Linked DNA regions of Homo sapiens: regions 1, 2 and 3 are each linked to region 4. A link is a contact called in ENCODE Hi-C data. All regions are on one chromosome and are shown on one strand. Each heading gives the region's core, a stretch centred on a gene start or an enhancer-like site at or near the end of the contact. The rest is flanking DNA. Distances are from core to core; before and after follow the strand shown. Region 1 holds the start of WIPF1 (WAS/WASL interacting protein family member 1). Region 2 holds the start of GPR155-DT (GPR155 divergent transcript). Region 3 overlaps CHRNA1 (cholinergic receptor nicotinic alpha 1 subunit). Region 4 has its middle 280 kb from the start of MIR4444-1.

Region 1 (4,563 bases), core at 1,262-3,761, 2.3 Mb before region 4:
AAAAAAAAAAAAAAAAAACAGAAAAGAAAAAGAAAAACAGAAATCATACAATTTATAATGTTGCTTCCAAGCTGCACTTGTGAAAAAAAGCTCTTACAATTCAGATAACTTCCTCCACATTTAGTTGTTAGGTGGCCTTGGGTAAATTACTTAGCTTATGTAAGTCCGGTTTTCAAAATAATAGCACCTACTTAGTAGGGTTATTCAAGAGTTAAATGAAGGAGTGCTTAATAAGTATTAGCCATTTTCAAAAAATAAAATAAGCAAAGGTGAAGAACGTAACACAAAATAAGTGGTCAGTAAATATCACAGTCTTTCCCCCTATTTAACCACGAGAAAGAGAAACCATGAGCTGATTTAAATCAGCCTATGTGTGTACACCCATGCAAACTTCCATATTACAAGTGAATGGTGAAGGGAGATGTGTATAAAGTGCATTTCAAATTTCTCAGAAAAGCATACTGATTAAGGCATTCCTTATTCTAGTATTTTTTTACAGTTTTAATTTTCAGGACAGACAGAGGTATTTATGGAAGTCCAGGAGAAATGCTTTCTTCAACAACAAGCACATGTTTAACAATTTGGACAAAATGAGTCAAACCTTAAAGCAGAAATATATCATAATTTAAACAGCCAGAAACTTCCAAAGTAAATGATGTGTGTTCATAAAATGTTAAGAAGGCTTCAAAAGGTCATAACACTTAAAGGGTCCAGGAATTCAGTATCACTTCATCTCATATTTTAGGTAGGCTGGGGAACTTCCAGCCTACAGGCCAGATTTAGAATTTGATCAGATCTGAAGTTGCTGCTCGATCCCAGGAACTAATTTTCACCACAGGGAGTTCTCTGAATATTTCAGTCCACCCAGAGTATGTGTAACCCTTAAAAGGTTAGATATTAGAGTAGCTGAAGCGCTATGAGCAAATAGCCCATGAATAAACTTTTCAAAGAGCAATAGAAAACCTGACTTAGTGAAAAATGACTTTCAGGTAAGTCATTTAATGACCTTAGACTGATAAAAGGAAGAGTTTTGACATGATGATATTCCAGTACAGAAGAACAAAGCTTGATAAAGTTAACACATAGCACTGTAGTCCAAGTGAATTGTAAGAGTATGATTTCCACACAGATCAACCTCAAAACCTTTTCCCAGTTTCTCATCTTCCTTTCTCACTGTCCTGTCCTATTCTTTCCCCAGTCTTTCATCTTTCTCTCTACCAAGCTGTCTTACTTTGCTTAGTTAGAATCTTTCAGTAGCCTTTTCATTTACCACCTCTCCATTCTCTACTACATATACTAGTTATGCCATTAAATTATTTAAAATAACTTGTATGCCTGTAATCCCAGCACTTTGGGAGGCCGAGGCGGGCAGATCACTTGAGGTCAGGAGTTTGAGACCAGCCTGACCAACATGATGAAACCCTGTCTCTACTAAAAATACAAAAACAAAAAAAACAAAAAACTTGTACTTAGTGACTAAAGTTATATGTGCCTTCTGAGTTTTTTAAAGCTTTATTTTATATTTCTTCACGGGGAGAAAGGAACATAAGTCAAATTGTTTCTTCCTACATATTCTAGAAAAAAGTTTTTTAATGTAAAAAGTTTCCTTAGTTCTGCTCTATAAGCCTCTGAGTAGATGGCTTGAAATTTTAAAAATCACAATATTTTATGCCAAAACATTAATCATATTAAACATAAAGTTATAACTAATGCTGTAGAATTTGATTTGCGATAGTAATTGTGCACACACTGTTATAACAGGAATAGACTTATTCTAAAAGACAAATCGTATTATAAAAGACTCTGCTTAGAAATGGTTTAGTTTGAGTTTTGAACTTAAATAGCACATTGGCAGCAACAGAACTGCAACAGCTTAGTTCCATGGTATTTTCGTTTGAAGCTTCCAATGGCTCCTTGTACTTTAAAGCACTTATTGTTGCTGGCCACACCAAAGATTCAAAGGCAGTTGTGTGGACAACTGTATCATACACCAAAAGGATATATTTACCGACATAAGCCCCCAATTTAAATGGGAAAATAAATTCCTGTGGATCCAAACTTGTCCAGTGGTCAAAAAAATTCTATTGAAAATCTTGCTTACATTTTGGCTCAAAGCATAAGTTATGAATCATTCACAATCACCATAGTGGTGAAACTAGCATTCTGGGCAACAGGAATAGCTCACATGGTGCTCTACAGAAAAATTAAACAACTTTATCTTGACATACTATGGTCCATTAAAAGCCATTTAGTTCTTCCCTGTAGCTGATAAATGAAATAAACTTAGTTTGAATATAATTTTTCTTACCGTTAAAGGGTACTGCAGGGAGCCATGGTCAGGGACACAGGCAGACAGAGGGCCAGCGGGACAGGAGCCAAGAGAGAAAACTGTCCCTGAAAAAGGTATCATCTTCTAACGCAAGTGTGGGGTCGTTTTTGGACAGCCATTTTGGACAAGCTCTGGCCTCTTGTTAAATGTGACATACTGAGTCAGAGGCAGACGTCCTTCTGTGGTTATTCGCTTCCTGTCTGATTAATTTGTTGTTTGTTGTTCCTTCCTCCTTTGCTGCAGAAAAAGAAACTAGATTGGTTTTGCTTAAGAAGCAAGCAAGAAAAAAAACCTAAATTAAAAAAAATTAAATGTTTCTCCTCCCCACAAGGTGTAATACACAGCTATTTGGTACAGTGACAAGAGGAGATGAGCACCTCCACTCAGTGAAGAGTCCAACTTTATTCTAGATATTCCCACAAAAATAACTGTTCATGGAACTTGAGATTCCTTTAGGAAAATTATATTTGAAAGTATCACTGTAAATACTGACTATTCCATTGAGTAATAGGGAAAAGAGTCACTCAAGAAAGAAAAGCTCTTACCTACCTTACCTTATCGCTTCATTAGGCTAAGGGCTTCTTCTCATTTACAGGGCATTCAAGTGTGTGGGGAGAAAGTTACAAATGCAGGTAAAGAGAGCAGGTCAGGTGTATGAAGGCAAATGAGGTTCTTTTTTTGGTTTTGTTTTATTTATTTCTTTTTTTTTAGAGAGACAGTCTTGCTGTCACTTAGGCTGGAGTGCAGTGGCGTAATCATAGCTCCCTGTGGCCCTGACCTCCTGGGTTCGAGCAATCCTCCAGCCTCAGCCTCCTGAGTAGCTGAGACTACAGGCATATGCCACTGCACCTGGCTAATTTATTTTATTTTTATATTTGGTAGAGATGGGATCTTGCTTTGTTGCCCAGCCTGGTCTTGCACTCCTAGCTTCAAAGTGATCCTTCCATCTTAGCTTCCCAGATTGCTGGGATTACAGGCTTGAGCTACCATACTTGGCAGCAAATGAGTTTTGAAACGTGATTTTGGTGCCCAAGTCAGGGTAATAATATACAGCTTAAGTCAGCTGCAGATCCATAGCTTTCTATGCCAAATGTTTCTGTCCCCCACACTTAATGGGATAACAGTAACTCTCCTAGAAGATGCTTGACAAAAGCATAGAGATAAAGAGGGTGGAAGGAAGAAAGTCAGATTTCTCATTATTAAAGAACTCAAGAGGTGGATGGCAATGGAATACATGTAGAAAACATTTTATCAAAACCTTGAGTTATGTATAGAACGATCTGAAAATGCTCATAATTTTTTCTTAACCCATCTTAAAGGTTCAGACTTACATATGCAACACATAGTATATAACTCTGAGAAAACAGTAACAGTCAAAGAATTTAAAAGAGAGGCATATTTCAGAAACTAGCTTCATTGTAAAATCTGAATGTTGGGTCCTGATTCTGCTAGGATCAGAGGCCAGAGGCATGAAAAGAACGTATGTTGTCTAACATTGCCTTACCTGTAAAGTGATGGAACTGGGCTAGATGAGTAATTTTCAACTCAGGTAGCTGTTGGGGGTGGTGAGCAGTGAGTGGGAATGGTGGGGGCAGGGGCCTGTAGCATTCAGTGGGTGGGGCCAGGAATGGGAAATTTCCTATGGTGCTTATGACAGTCCCACCCAAAATACCAGAAGTGCTCCTACTGGGGAGTACTGGGACAGATGATGTCTAAGGATCTTTTAAACTCAAAATTCCCTGAGATAGGAGTCTAATTGCATGAGCAGATTCATGATGCCAGGCCATGGGCACAGTTCCTGGAGTGGAGTACCCAAGAATAAGTGACTGAGAGTCCTCTGCTTTGCCTGGAGCCCCTTGAAGGCAGGGACCGCCTCTTGTCTAACTCTGGCCTGGTGTCCACCCGTGACTTAGGTCACAAATAAATACCTGCAGGCATGGGGCTGGACAGAGGTGGAGGCCTACAGCTATCAGCCACTTCCCGCGATACAAACCCTCAGGAAAACAGAAAACTTGATCAACTATTAAGTAAATGCCTGAGTGAATCTTTGGGGAAGTCTAATTATAGTTGGGTCTAAAAAGAGAACATGGGCGATATGACAATTTCTCTACGTATTTTCAGAATTATTTTGAAGTTCTCTAAGTAAGACACCCCAAACACACACACACACACTCTCTCTCTCTCTCTCTCTAGCTATCTCTCTCTCTCTCTCTCTCTCTCAGTACACATACCAT
Region 2 (4,104 bases), core at 1,555-4,054, 2.4 Mb before region 4:
TTACTTAGTCTTTCTGAACCTTTGTTTCCTCAACTGTAAAATGAGAGTAAAAACCTCCCTATAGGGATCAGTCATAGCAGCTCACGCCTGTAATCCCAGCATTTTGAGAGGCCCAGGCAGGTGGACTGTGTGAGCCCAGGAGTTTCAGACCAGCCTGGCCAACATGGCAAAACCTTAGTCTCTACAAAAAATTAGCTGAGCTTAGTCATGCGTGCCTGTTGTCCCAGCTACCTGGGAGGCTGAGGTGGGAGGATCACCTGAGCCTAGGAGGTCTCTGCAGTGAGCCATGATCACACCACTGCACTCCAGCCTGAGTAAGACCCTGTCTCAAACAAAGACCTCCTTAGAGGGATATTGTGTGGATAGAATATTTTATATACAGCTTATCACAGAGTAGGCCTTCAAAAAACGGCAGCAATTGCTATTAGGAACTGTTGTCTTACTACTAATAATGATAAAAAAGTAAACATGTTAGTTCTTCAAACATAACTGGTAAAAGATCCACCAACTAAAAAAAGAGGGATGGGATGCGTCATAAATTTATCAGTTTTTGTTTTATACCAAACAATTAAGATAAGTTGAATTTAATTTGGTTTGATAGTAAATGGTTAACAGTGAAGGCAGAGCTCTTCATTTTTCTCAGGGTGATGGTCAAATAGTTGTAGCAATGTCCAAGATTAACTTTCAATTCGTTGAAAAATTAAAAAACAAAAAAACAAAACAAAAAAAAGGGCCGGGCGCAGTGGCTCACGCCTGTAATCCCAGCACTCTGGGAGGTCGAGGCGGGCGGATCACCTGAGGTCGGGAGTTGGAGACCAGCCTGGCCAGCATGGTGAAACCCTGTCTCTACTAAAAAGACAAAAATTAGCCGGGCTTGGTGGCAGATGCCTGTAATCCCAGCTACTCGGGAAGCTGAGGCAGGAGAATCTCTTGCACCCGGGAGGCAGAGGTTGCAGTGAGCCGAGATCCTGCCATTGCCCTCCAGCCTGAGCAACAGAGCAAGACTCCGTCTCAAGAAAAAAAAAAAAAAAAAGCAATCTGCCCCTCCCCATGAGGTTTCTTTTAACGTTTCTCAGTATTATAAAAGAAATACCTGCTGAGGTAAAGTCAAAATAATCAAAATGACTTTAAAAGTTTCATTTCATCCTAATCTTTTTTAAACGGGAAGATAATATGCTTTCTAAAGCATATTTTAAAATGAACAGGAACCACAGCAAGGGAAGTTTTAAAAAAAAAATTACATCCAGCCTTTTTATCTATAAAAACAAAGCTTGTTACAGAACAAACACGTTCACAGTAAAAGACCACTCGCTGAGGCACGAACTGAAGAAATGCTACTGTACTTACAAACCGCTTCTAGCCACATCACATTTGGCTTAGATCACATAAACGAACCACTGATACTGTAAATAACTGCTATTAAGTGAAAATGCGGGGGGAAGGCGAGGGTTGACTAACTTCATAGAGAAAGCTTTAAACTCTCAGGCTATTTCTCAAACATCCAACATCCTTTATCCCGTGGGATAAGTGTAATACAGTGTGGTACTATTAGAGCACTCTTCAACATTAATAGTCGCACCATTCACCCACTCCTACCTACTTGCAGGGCGCCAAATGTCCTCCCTAGAGACCCAGGGTAGGGAGCGCTGAGCACTGCCTCCTTGCCTCGTCTGCAGGGACAGACTGTGGCCCTCCAAGATAAGGGGCGCAGAGAGTTCCTAACCGAATAGGCTGCTCGGAGAGCAGCTGCCAGCCAACCCCTGGGAAGGCAGCTGTGGAAGTGGAAAGGCAGCCAGGGGTCTTTGCCTGGCGTAAGAAAAAGGTGGTCGCTAGTCTTCCCAGGGCACGGGAGTCACAACGTCATGGTAACTAACATACCCCAAAAACGGGTAAGGGAGAAAATTTGGCGCAGTGCTCCAGGTGCCTGGGCAGAAGCCTTCGGAAGGGCCAGATACTGAGGGTACCCTCGGGATAAAGGGAAGAGTCTAAGAAAGACAGGGTGGACGCCCGTGCAGTGAGGAGCTTCCCAAACTAGGGATGGCAGTTCTGTCTCCGGAGGGGACGAGACACCCCCTCCCCCGCGCGAGCCTTCCCGGGTGATCTCACACGTTCCACAGGCAGGCGCTGCGGGGCAGAGACAGCAGGTCCAGACAACGGGCCGCGGGGCCAGGGCGCAGAGGGTCGGCGGCTGCCCACGTGCCCAGGCCTGAGGGGCAGAGGCAGGGGTACCCCGTGCCCGCAAGGGAGAACCAGGACCCAGCAGGTCCGCGCTCCAGGGGCCCCTCTCACCTGCTTCGTCTGCAACCTTGGAGTGGCGAGGAGAAGGGAGCTGGTGCTCGCAGGGTGCCAAGCAGGGAGAAGACCACCGTCATCTCCCGCCCCCAGCCCTCTTCGCCGAGCGCAACCGGGTGCCAGCTGCAGCAGCTTAGGCACGTTCCGATAAAGTAAGGTGGGGTAAGCCGATGCGGCCCTGTCAGCTCAGCCCCTCGCCGGCCGCGAGGCCCCGCCCCCGCCCCGCCTTCAGGCCCCGCTCCCTCCCAGCCCCGCCTTCAGACCCCGCCCCCAGCCCCGAACTTCCAGCAAGACGGGCCGCTTCCCGCCCTCGAGCCCCGCCCATTTCCAGGAGCCTTGAGCCCAGAGTCTCCGTCCCGCCCTCAGGCCCCACCCACAGCCTCGGGCCTCCGAGCCACACGTTCCCCAACCCCGCCTTCAGTCCCCGCCCCCTCCTCCAGCCTCGGAGCCCCAGGGTACCCGGCCCCGCCCTGCCGGCTGGGAGCCTCCCAGCCGCGATCCTCCGGGGCGGGACTTCCGGCTTCCCTGCTCCCACAAAATGGTAGCCGCCGTGGGGGATGTCCAGTTTTTTTTCCTCTTCCCAAGTACAGACGCAGAGCAGACTTGTCTTTCCGCTTAACCTCAACCTCGTGTGATCTGCCAGTTTCGCTCCCGGTTAGCCCAGGACTTTTTATAGCATAGAGTTTTAAAGCAAGGGCTTAGAATCAGACCTGGGTCAAAATCCTGCCTTCCACCTTCACCAAGGCAGTGTGACCTTGACGTTCCTACATAAGAGATTAAAATGTAAACCCTTAGCCCTGAGCTTGTTTTAGAATCTGGGCCCCGTCCATGACTGCTTCTATTCTATTGCGGTACGGGGGTGGGGTGGGGGTGGGGAACTACATGCATGTCCACTCAGTATACTGAAACTGGTTACATTGATGGAAAACTTCCAAAGCTTCTTGAAATAAAGGTATTGAAACTATCCTCACAGGGTTTATAAGAATTCTGGACAAAAATATAATTAAGCATTAATCAGGCTACACTTTGACCCACTTCCTTGTAACCCGAAAGTCGGGTAGAGCTAGATAGTACATTTGTATCCCGTTGTCCCTATAGATAGGCTTTCTGATGTTAAGAGTCGTAAGGCTTTTTAAGAATTGCTTAAAATGTTTTTCAGACGCCAAATTCCAGCGAAACAGCTGATGCCAGCCAGCTTGAAGACCCCTGCCACAGAAGAAGGGAATCAGCATGAGAATACAGCTTCTTCATCTCGCTGTCCCATGACTTCGCCCTGTACTCTTCAGCCAATTAATGATCTCCACACTTGGGACCACTCTAAAACCCTTAAGAACCTGAGACTCAAAGTCCTCCTGGAGACGAATTTGAGGTTTCCTCCTATCTGTGTTTGGTGGCCCTATGATTAAACCTCTTTCTCTTCTGCAACCTGGTGTCCCAGTGTATTAACTTGCCATGGGCATCAGACAACAAACCTATATATAGTATCCCAAATATGGTGCTCCACTTTGAAACCTGAAGAAATCCTGCAATTGAGTTAGCCTTTTGAAATAAAAATTATTTCAAATTTTAAAATATTTATATATGTTTCCACTTAAGATATCTACAAGCATTTGTTTACAACCTTTTATCTTGCTTTGCATCTTAAACATTTCTGTATGGCAATTTCCGTGTCTTCCTATCATCTCGGCCATCTTAGTGCAAAGATACAAAATTGTGTGGCTTATTAAGAAAAATTACAGTAAGCTAAGGGTAGGTTAAAGGATCTGAAACTTAGCAGGAAAAATGAGCAGAAATTAAAGCTATAAAAGGCAT
Region 3 (4,355 bases), core at 1,162-3,661, 2.2 Mb before region 4:
TTTGTCTTGCTTTTCTCTGGATGGTCTTTTCATTGTGGAGAAAAACATGATATTTGGGATAGTGTCGATAAAAACCTAACATAAAAAAGAAATCCATGCATGAGAATTATTGTCCAGGAGGCAAGCATAAAACTCTGTCTTTGAATTATCAATGTGATTTGGGGTAAGTCATTCAGTTTTTCTGGGCTTCAGCCTCCTTGTCCTTAAAACAAAAGAACTATACTAGATTTTTTCAAAGATCCCTCTGTATCCCGGGTCCTGTGAAATGACTATGGTTAACAGTGATGATTCTGTAATGTGAGAAGTTCGCCACTGGAGGGAGCCCATGTGCAGTCATCGACCTGGGGCCACCAATGAGCTTAAAAGCGTCAGGATCCCCTACAGGTATGGAAAATGCCTTAGCAATGTGTCACCAGGATCAAATGGTTAAAGAAGGGGCCCCTCCACTTCAAATATATCCCACAAAACAGCTAGATTGTTTTCTTCTGTTTCCTGTTCCTGAAGAAACTGCAGTACAGGTATTGCCAGCAGTCATCTATCAGCCTTTACAGAAACAGGGACTCTTACTCTCCTCTTAAAAGAGTACATTGTGAGCAGTAGCTTCTTTTGTCAATTCCTGACAAATATTTTACATTCTGGACAAAAGATCCTGGACTTCAGTGTCTCTGTAAAGTTTTGTCAAAGAAAGACATATTTGAAATGTTAAATTTTTAAATTCAATAACGTAACTATTTCAGACCTAGTCCTTCACTAAAACTCACTTTTTGACCCTCTCTCATCAGGAACCCTCCCATCTCTAGCCCTCATTCTATTCATTCTATTCTCAACAGATGATTTCACCAGCAAAAAATAAGCCAGTCTGTTCACAGATTGGAAAACATACAAAAGAAATCGCGAGAATTTCACGGCATTTCAATAAAAAGCAGCCGTTTGTTCATCTTCTCTGATCAAAGAGATTCTTTAAACTTGAATTTGGAATGAGCTTTGTTAATTCTGTTTTTCTTTTCTCTCTGGGAAGGCTACAGGAGTTATTTATTCCTAAAAAGAGGCCAAAGAAAGTTCCTTCCAAAAATTCCCTAAAGCCCAAAGAGAACTTAGTTCCTAAATAGCCCCAAGTATTAGCTAGAAACCCACTGGCTCCTCGAAGGGGAGGCCTGTAGATGTGCCTCCGTGTGAAGTCTGCAGGGGCCTCCCCACTCACCTTCCGCACCCAGTTGGGCATGACATGGGTGCTGGGTGAGCGGTGGTGTGTGTTGATGACGATGACAGTGATGATGATGGAGGCAATGACGAACACCATGGTGAACAGCATGTATTTTCCAATCAAGGGCACAGCACTGGACGTGGAGGGGATCAGCTCCACGATGACCAGAAGGAACACAGTCAAAGACAGTAAGACAGAGATGCTCAGAGTCATCTTCTCCCCTGAAAAGACCAAAAAAAAAAAAAAAAATCCCACAACTACCCATCTGGGTTGGGCTGCAGTGTTCCTCCCACCCCACCATTTATATGTGGAAGTCCTGAGTCCTGGGACCTAAGAATGTGACTGTATTTGAAGACAGGGACTTTAAGGAGGTAATTAAATGAAAACGAGGTGATATGGGGTAGTGAGTAATCAAGTATGACTAGTGTCCTTATAAGGAGAGGAATTAGGACACAGATGCATAGACGGAAGGCCATGGGACACAGGAAGAAGATGGCCATTACAAACCGAGAGAGGCCTCACAAGAAACCAACTCTACTGGCACCTTGATCTTGGAATTCCAGTCTCCAGAACTGTGAGAAATTACATTTCTGTTATCTAAGCCTCACAGCCTATGGTGTTTTGTGTGGCAGCCCAAGCAAACTAATTCACCACTGAAACCCAAGGGTAAGAGGAATGTGACTGACATGTTCTCAAAGCATTATTCTGGGAAATCTCAAAGCATTTTTTTCTGCAGAATTTCCTATGTAACCACCATACCTTAACTTTTCTGACAGCAGCCAGTGGCAAGCATTTCCATTAGAGGCTGCCAAGCAGAAAACGGAACAATATTTCATCTCATGCTCCAGATTTCTGATTCTTGGTGGAACCCAGGGAACTGAAAGGAGTTCTGGGTGGACAAGCTGGACTCGGTGTGGCATTTCCCTTCTGCAGCAGGATGCATTAAACCTCATAAAACGGAACCACCCCTGGCCTATTTCTTACCCAGCAGATGAATGGGCAGCCCAGAAGTACACATATCTTTCTGTTATTGAGGGAGCAAGCTGTAAGACCAAAACCCAAGAAAAGGACAAAATCCGGAAGGCTAAGGAGTTCTCCTTGACGTCCTGAGTGATCTTCTGATACAGTGGTTTCACACCACTCGCTGTCTCATTTTCATATAAGAGGAAGTTTGTCTTCTCACTTATTTCTTGTTTTGTTTTTTTTGCATACTAAGGGAGCAGGGATTTCCCCAGCCCCCACCTCTTTTCTGCAGGCCCTTTGATCTCAGGAGAGTTTTGGCTGGGCAAACTTGGCAGCAGGAAGGTCAGGGGCCGAATGGCACTGAGGTAGTTTTGTGAGGCTTGACCACCTTAGGTGCAGCAGAGAAGCTCTGGGAGGGACTTTCCCTGGGCTGGCCTTGCTGTTGGTGCTGCTGGAAACCCTTGTGTTACCCTGCTTTCAATGATGAAGCTGTCCCCTACTGGCTGCTTCCGGATGCTAGAATATATATAGAATATGTATGTATGTATACGATAAAGAGTGGAAACAAACAAGAAATTGTCAATTCTACCTGGTGGGTAGGAAAACCTTTCAAAGTGAAAAAGAATACAATTACAAATACAAAATATTTGTCCACTTATATAAAATTTGTTGATTAATAATAATGATAATAATAATAGCCAACATTTATCAAGCATAATTTTTGTGCTAAGTGCTTTTCTTTTTTCTTTCTTTCTTTTCTTTCTTTTTTTCTTCTTTTTTTTTTTGTGAGGGAGTCTCACTCTGTTGCCCAGGCTGGAGTTCAGTGGTGCCATCTCAGCTCACTGCAACCTCCGCCTCCAGGGTTCAAGCGATTCTCCTGCCTCAGCCTCCCAAGTAATTGGGATTACAGGCACGTGCCACCACACCTGGCTAATTTTTTGTATTTTTAATAGAGATGGGGTTTCACCATGTTGGCCAGGCTGGTCTCAAACTCCTGACCTCAAGTGATCCATCCGCCTTGGCCTCCGAAAGTGCTGGGATTACAGGTGTGAGCCACTGCATCTGGCCCCTAAGCACTTTTCAAGCACAAATCATTTAACGTTTATAGAGACTCTTGTTAGTTCCCATAATGCCCCGACAGTGTTTTTATTTTAAAAAGTTTCATTTGAGGGCCTGGTGCGGTGGATCATGCCTGTAATCCTAACACCCCGGGAGGCCAAGGCAGGGGGATCACTTGAGGCCAGGAGTCTGAGACTAGCCTGGGCAACATAGCAAGACTCCATCTCTATTTATTTATTTTTTTAATGTAAAAAAGTTTCATTTGATTAGAAAGTTGAAAGAATTGTGTTTGTGATTATTTGTTTAAAAACAAGTGCAGGGCAGGCACAGTGGCTCACACCTGTAATCCCAGCACTTTGGGAGGCCGAGGTAGGCAGATCTTTGAGCCCAGGAGTTCGAGACTGGCCTCGGCAACATGGTGCAACCCCGTTTCTACAAAAAATACAAAAATTAGCCGAGTGTGGTGGCACATGCCTGTAGTCCCAGCTACTCAGGAGGCTGAGGTGAAAGGGTCACTTGAGCTCAGGAGGTTGAGGCTGCAGTGAGCCGTGATCATGCCACTGTACTGCAGCCTGGGCAACAGAGTGAGACCCGGTCTCAAAACAAAAACAAAAATGAAACCCCAAATGCAGTCACTGGAACATGCACTCTGAGGGGTGAGGCACTTTCTGTCTTATTCTCTGCGGTCTATCTACCACATCATATTTGTTCAACAAATATTCACTGAATGAGTAAATGAATAATCTTTTTTCCTAGTTGGCAAGTTGGATTTAAGATTTTGTGGTTTTTTTTTTTTTAAAGTCATTTTGATAAAAATTGCTACCTGTCATAAGCTTGAGGTCTGTCTGTAGCATCTTTCTTTTTTTCAAACTTGTCTGCCATAAGTTGTTTATGAATAGTGACTTGCTGGCAGGCAGATGGGTACCCTTTCCTCCTTTCTGGTGGATTGTTATTGTTTGATAAAATTATGTCACAGATAGGATTACTCAGTAGGAGGTAAGTAAGTTGTCTAGGCTGATATGTGAGAAAGAACAGCCACTTGGGAAGTAGGGTCTTGTGTGTGAAGATGCCACCATCTGGAAAAAAAGATATGCAAAATCTATTTTCAAGTGGTGAGCAGTGGGTAAAG
Region 4 (4,124 bases), core at 765-3,264:
TCATGGAACAGAATAGAGAGTCCAGAAATAAATCCAAAGTTATATGGTTGATTTTTGACAAAGATGTGAACATAACTAAATTGGAAAATCAGCAAAATAGTGCTGCAACAACTAAATATCTAGAGGGGAAAAAAACAACCTTACAACATATTTTAAAAGCTAACACAAAATACATCATAGGCCTAAACAGTAAGAGCTAACACTATTACATTTCTGGAAGAAAATATAAGAGAAAATATTTGTAACAACAGTTAGGAAAGGCATTTTTAAACAGGACACCAAAAGTACAACTCATAAGGAAAAATATTTATAAACATTTTCAAAAGTAAAAGCTTTTGCTCTTCAGAAAAAAGTGTTAAAAAAGGCAAGCCGGACTGAAATAATAGATATGAAAAACATATCTGACAAAAAGGCTTGTATCCAGAATATATAAAAGATATTTACAACTTAAGAAGGCAAGAGCCCAATAAAATGGGGAAAAGATTTGAAGAGACTCTTTACAAAAGAAGTTATACAAATTCCAATAAGCACATGAAAAGATGATCTACATCACAAATTATGAGGGAAATGTCAATTAGAACCATAATGAGCTACTTACTACGCACTTGAGAATATCAAGGATGGGTGAAGAGGTAGGACAACTTGAACTCTCATACATTGACTGTGTGACAGTATAAAATGGTACTATTTCTTATATAGTTAAACATATACAAGCCATGTGACCCAGCAATCTTTATCCTAGATATTTACCCAAGAGAGATAAAAATGTGTCCACGCAAAACTTTTACATCAATGTTTATAGCAGCATTATTCATAATCGTCAAAACTGAAAGCAACCCAAGTATCTATTAACCAGTGAATGGATAAACAAATTGTGGTATATCCAATGGAGTATTACTATAAAAGCAACAAAATATTAGTACTCTCGACAACATAGGTGAATCTCAAAAATATTATGCTAAGTGAAAAAAGGTAAACACAAAGGGCTACATACTATGATTCTGTCTGTATGAAATTCTAGGAAAGGCAAAACCATAGCAACAAAAAGCAGATCAGTAGTTGGTTGGCTGGGGCCAAGAGCTGGGGGAATATATTGACTGTAGGAGCACAAGGGAACTTCTAGGGTGATGGAAATGTTCTAATTTGATCATGGTGGGGAATGGATTTTTTAAATATACTAGGGATTTGTTTTTCTTTTTAAGGGATTTCTTTTGGAAAAAAAAAAAGTCCTAGAATAAGAACAGAAGCATGTTCTCTTCTGAGAAATAATCCTTAGAAAATAGAAGTTAAGCCAAAATATGTAACATTACCTATGTCTTTTAAAACTTTTCTTGTCCATCTAATTTCCATCTTAAGAAAAATTAGAAATAAATCAATTACACTTTAAATACTTTTGGTACAGTTGAATATGTACAGGACTGCTGAATATTGAATAGGTTCCCAGAGAAACTCTTTGTAACAGAACTTTCCATTTGACCATAGCCCTTAAGGCATTTAAAGACAAGTGAGAAACAGACTGTTTTGGTTCGTTGGTTTGGGTTTTTTTTTCTTTTTTTTTTCATTACTTAGCTTTGTCATCATGCTTTCCTACCACCAGAAGGCATATTTATGACTCATCAGTCAACACCCAGTGTCAGATAACTAGCCATTAACATACTTCACTTGTACTGTGATGAAAATGATATCACAACTTTCAAGAGATCCCCTTGAAGATGAAACTGAAAGAAATGGTGGCCACATGTTGTTTCAAACCTGTATTCGTTACACCTCCTGACTGCATGTCGTGCAAAAGGGCCAAACAGATGTGTAAAAAATAGCTGTTTAACAGGGGGGAAAATACTGTAAAATTGTTTATGGCAGGACAGCGGGTTCTTATAGGCAAAGTAAATTACAAATAGATTTCTCAATTACTTTTTAAAGCCTAGTATTTGATTCTTATATAACAGTCAAAAATCAATTTTGCATGGAATTTATGTGAATGCCTCATTATTAATAAAACAGCGGTTGGCGGCTGCTACTTCCTCCCCACAACAGCAGCACGCAGTGGGGAAGCATTCACGTGCCAGGCTGTGCAATTCTTTATCTTTTTATCCTCTGGTTCAGCATCATAAAAAAGAAAGGGAAGAGATGAATCCCAAGCAAATTTTAGGCATGGGCTTCTGGCAGCACCTATTTCATGGGGGCCTGCTGGTGCCCTGAGAGTACTTGGTGATGGGTGCTGAGGGAAGTCCTCACCCTACTCCCTGCTCATACTGTACCTCGAAGGTCTTTTTTAAAAAAAAAAAAAGTATAATTAAGCAAGTAACTCTAGTTGTTGAAAAAGTCACTGAGCTCTTTCTCTCGCTCTATCCTTAGCATATCCAACCTCGGTACTAGAGTCTACTGACCCTGTGAATTGATTTAAAAGGACTGGCCAGTGGCAATTTTCCCCAGATTGCTTTATTTCTCCAAAATAAAATTATTTATTTTGAAAAGAACTTGCTCCTGACCCAAACATTCTAATAACATAACAAGCATAATTCTCATTCAACAAACAAGAAAATTGAATCCCACTTATGTCTACAGACCATAACAGTCTGCTCCCTACACTGTACTTGATTCATCAAACCATGAACACTCCCCGTTTCCCAAATGAAAAGTGTAGTGTGGTGAGAAAAACCTAGCTTCTCTGGTTAGCCCTCCCTAACCAATTGGATGACTTTAAACAGTTATATCACTGTTTTAGGCCATGTCTGTTAACTGGTAAAATAAGAGAGTTTTCAAAATTATCTGAGGTTTCCTTCAGCTAAGATTTGGCAATGAGAAGAAATCATTGTATTCCCATTACATGTGAAAAGCAAAAAGAAAATTCTATGTTTGGCCAACAACATGGAGAAATGCTTATCTTCAGAGGTTAAATTCAGCTAAACAGTAGCTACCTGCTATTTCTTCTATTGGGTGCATGCCTCAAAAACGCTAACGGGGGAAATGGCAGGGCGATACACTGAGTGCTTACAGCATGTTTCCAGAAACTGATTTATTCTTGATTTGAATCTCTACTATGTGCATAATTACACCTGGTAACTGCAGGCAAGCTGTGGGCAACACTCTTGCCCCCTTAGTATTTGTGTCAGCAGTTAATTAGGAATGCAGTGCTAATACAGTCTTTAAACCAACCCCAAAAAGCTGTAGTAAAATCTAGTTTAACAAACAGACATGCATATCAGATGACTCCTTGCAGATACAGAATACCAAGAGTTTATTTACCAATGAAAATCCATGGTAGGTAAGATCTGATCCATGGGTTTGTTTGCTTTTGGGTTTTTGGAGACAGATTCTCGCTCTGTTGCCCAGGTTGGAGTATAGTGACGTGATCTCGGCTCACTGCAACCTCTGCCTCCCGGGTTCAAGCAATTCTCCTGCTTCAGCCTCCTGAGTAACTGGGACTACAGACGTGCACTACCATGCCTGGCTAATTTTTGTATTTTTAGTAGAGACAGGGTTTTGCCATGTTGGCCAGGCTGGTCTCGAACTCCTGACCTCAAGTGATCCACCTGCCAAAGTGCTGGGATTCCAGGTGTGAGCCACCACACCCAGCCCCCACAGGTTTGTTTTTAAGAATTGGATTTGATATACTATTGAGAAACAAAGTGGCTTAAATATATCAATTTATTCAGAGTTTTTAAAAACAATGACTTTTTCTTTTATTCTTCTGCTAATTATTTACATGATTAATCTGACTTAACATATCTTCATTGAGAATCACACAGTTGATCCAACTAAAATTAGTATTATTTTAGGGACAAGAATGAAGGATACATTTTTTTTCCTGTTAAGTCAAATTCACATTTGGGTTTTGTTGTGCATATACTGTTAATAATGCAAAGAGAAACTTGTTCACTATGGTTGATTGCATAACAGGCCCCCATCCTGTACCCCTACCTATAGCCACGCCCTTTGCCCTATGACTTTGCAGTTGCTTTCACTACAGAGGCAAATCTGTTTTCCATCTGGGCTTGGACACATGACTTGCTTGGGCCAATAGAATGAGATGGATCGGACAGATGTTCCAGCTCCAGGCCCAGGCCTTGAGGTCCCGCTTTCTGCTTGTTCTCTCCTATTTCTGCCATTACCATGAAGAGGAC

What was found. Hi-C counts contacts between places; a loop is a spot of excess contacts on that map. Pooled maps may share reads with other maps.
Region 1: a loop to region 4 is called in a pooled map, with 7 times the contacts of the local background. The contact joins the promoter of WIPF1 here to the enhancer-like site in region 4. A Hi-C loop is called at or near these places in 6 of 37 single-sample maps with no recorded cell type and 3 of 50 pooled maps.
Region 2: a loop to region 4 is called in a pooled map, with 4 times the contacts of the local background. The contact joins the promoter of GPR155-DT here to the enhancer-like site in region 4. A Hi-C loop is called at or near these places in 3 of 37 single-sample maps with no recorded cell type and 5 of 50 pooled maps.
Region 3: a map with no recorded cell type shows a loop between it and region 4 (21-fold over the local background). The contact joins two enhancer-like sites. A Hi-C loop is called at or near these places in 3 of 37 single-sample maps with no recorded cell type and 4 of 50 pooled maps.

Annotation. Positions count from the first base shown.
Region 1 is chr2:174,595,293-174,599,855 of GRCh38, forward strand. It overlaps WIPF1 (WAS/WASL interacting protein family member 1), which reads right to left and starts at 2,512. Exons shown (of 8, transcript NM_001375834.1): 1 at 2,309-2,512. RefSeq lists an enhancer at 2,535-2,714.
Region 2 is chr2:174,484,584-174,488,687 of GRCh38, forward strand. It overlaps GPR155-DT (GPR155 divergent transcript), which reads left to right and starts at 2,805. Exons shown (of 3, transcript NR_183819.1): 1 at 2,805-2,833; 2 at 3,452-4,104. GPR155 (G protein-coupled receptor 155) reads right to left here and starts at 2,446. Exons shown (of 16, transcript NM_152529.7): 1 at 2,290-2,446. RefSeq lists silencers at 1,961-2,143, 2,407-2,586 and an enhancer at 1,997-2,066.
Region 3 is chr2:174,748,745-174,753,099 of GRCh38, forward strand. It overlaps CHRNA1 (cholinergic receptor nicotinic alpha 1 subunit), which reads right to left. Exons shown (of 9, transcript NM_000079.4): 7 at 1,202-1,425; 8 at 1-75. Among named protein-coding and RNA genes, the nearest start is that of CHRNA1, 14 kb to the right of the region's middle. RefSeq lists an enhancer at 2,374-2,553 and a silencer at 3,901-3,970. Within about 2 kb of position 2,412, at least 3 of the 41 ENCODE cell types and tissues checked have a DNase peak (open chromatin) inside an H3K27ac peak, as active enhancers do.
Region 4 is chr2:176,930,382-176,934,505 of GRCh38, forward strand. No RefSeq gene overlaps it. Among named protein-coding and RNA genes, the nearest start is that of MIR4444-1, 280 kb to the right of the region's middle. RefSeq lists an enhancer at 1,519-1,818. Within about 2 kb of position 2,015, at least 4 of the 41 ENCODE cell types and tissues checked have a DNase peak (open chromatin) inside an H3K27ac peak, as active enhancers do.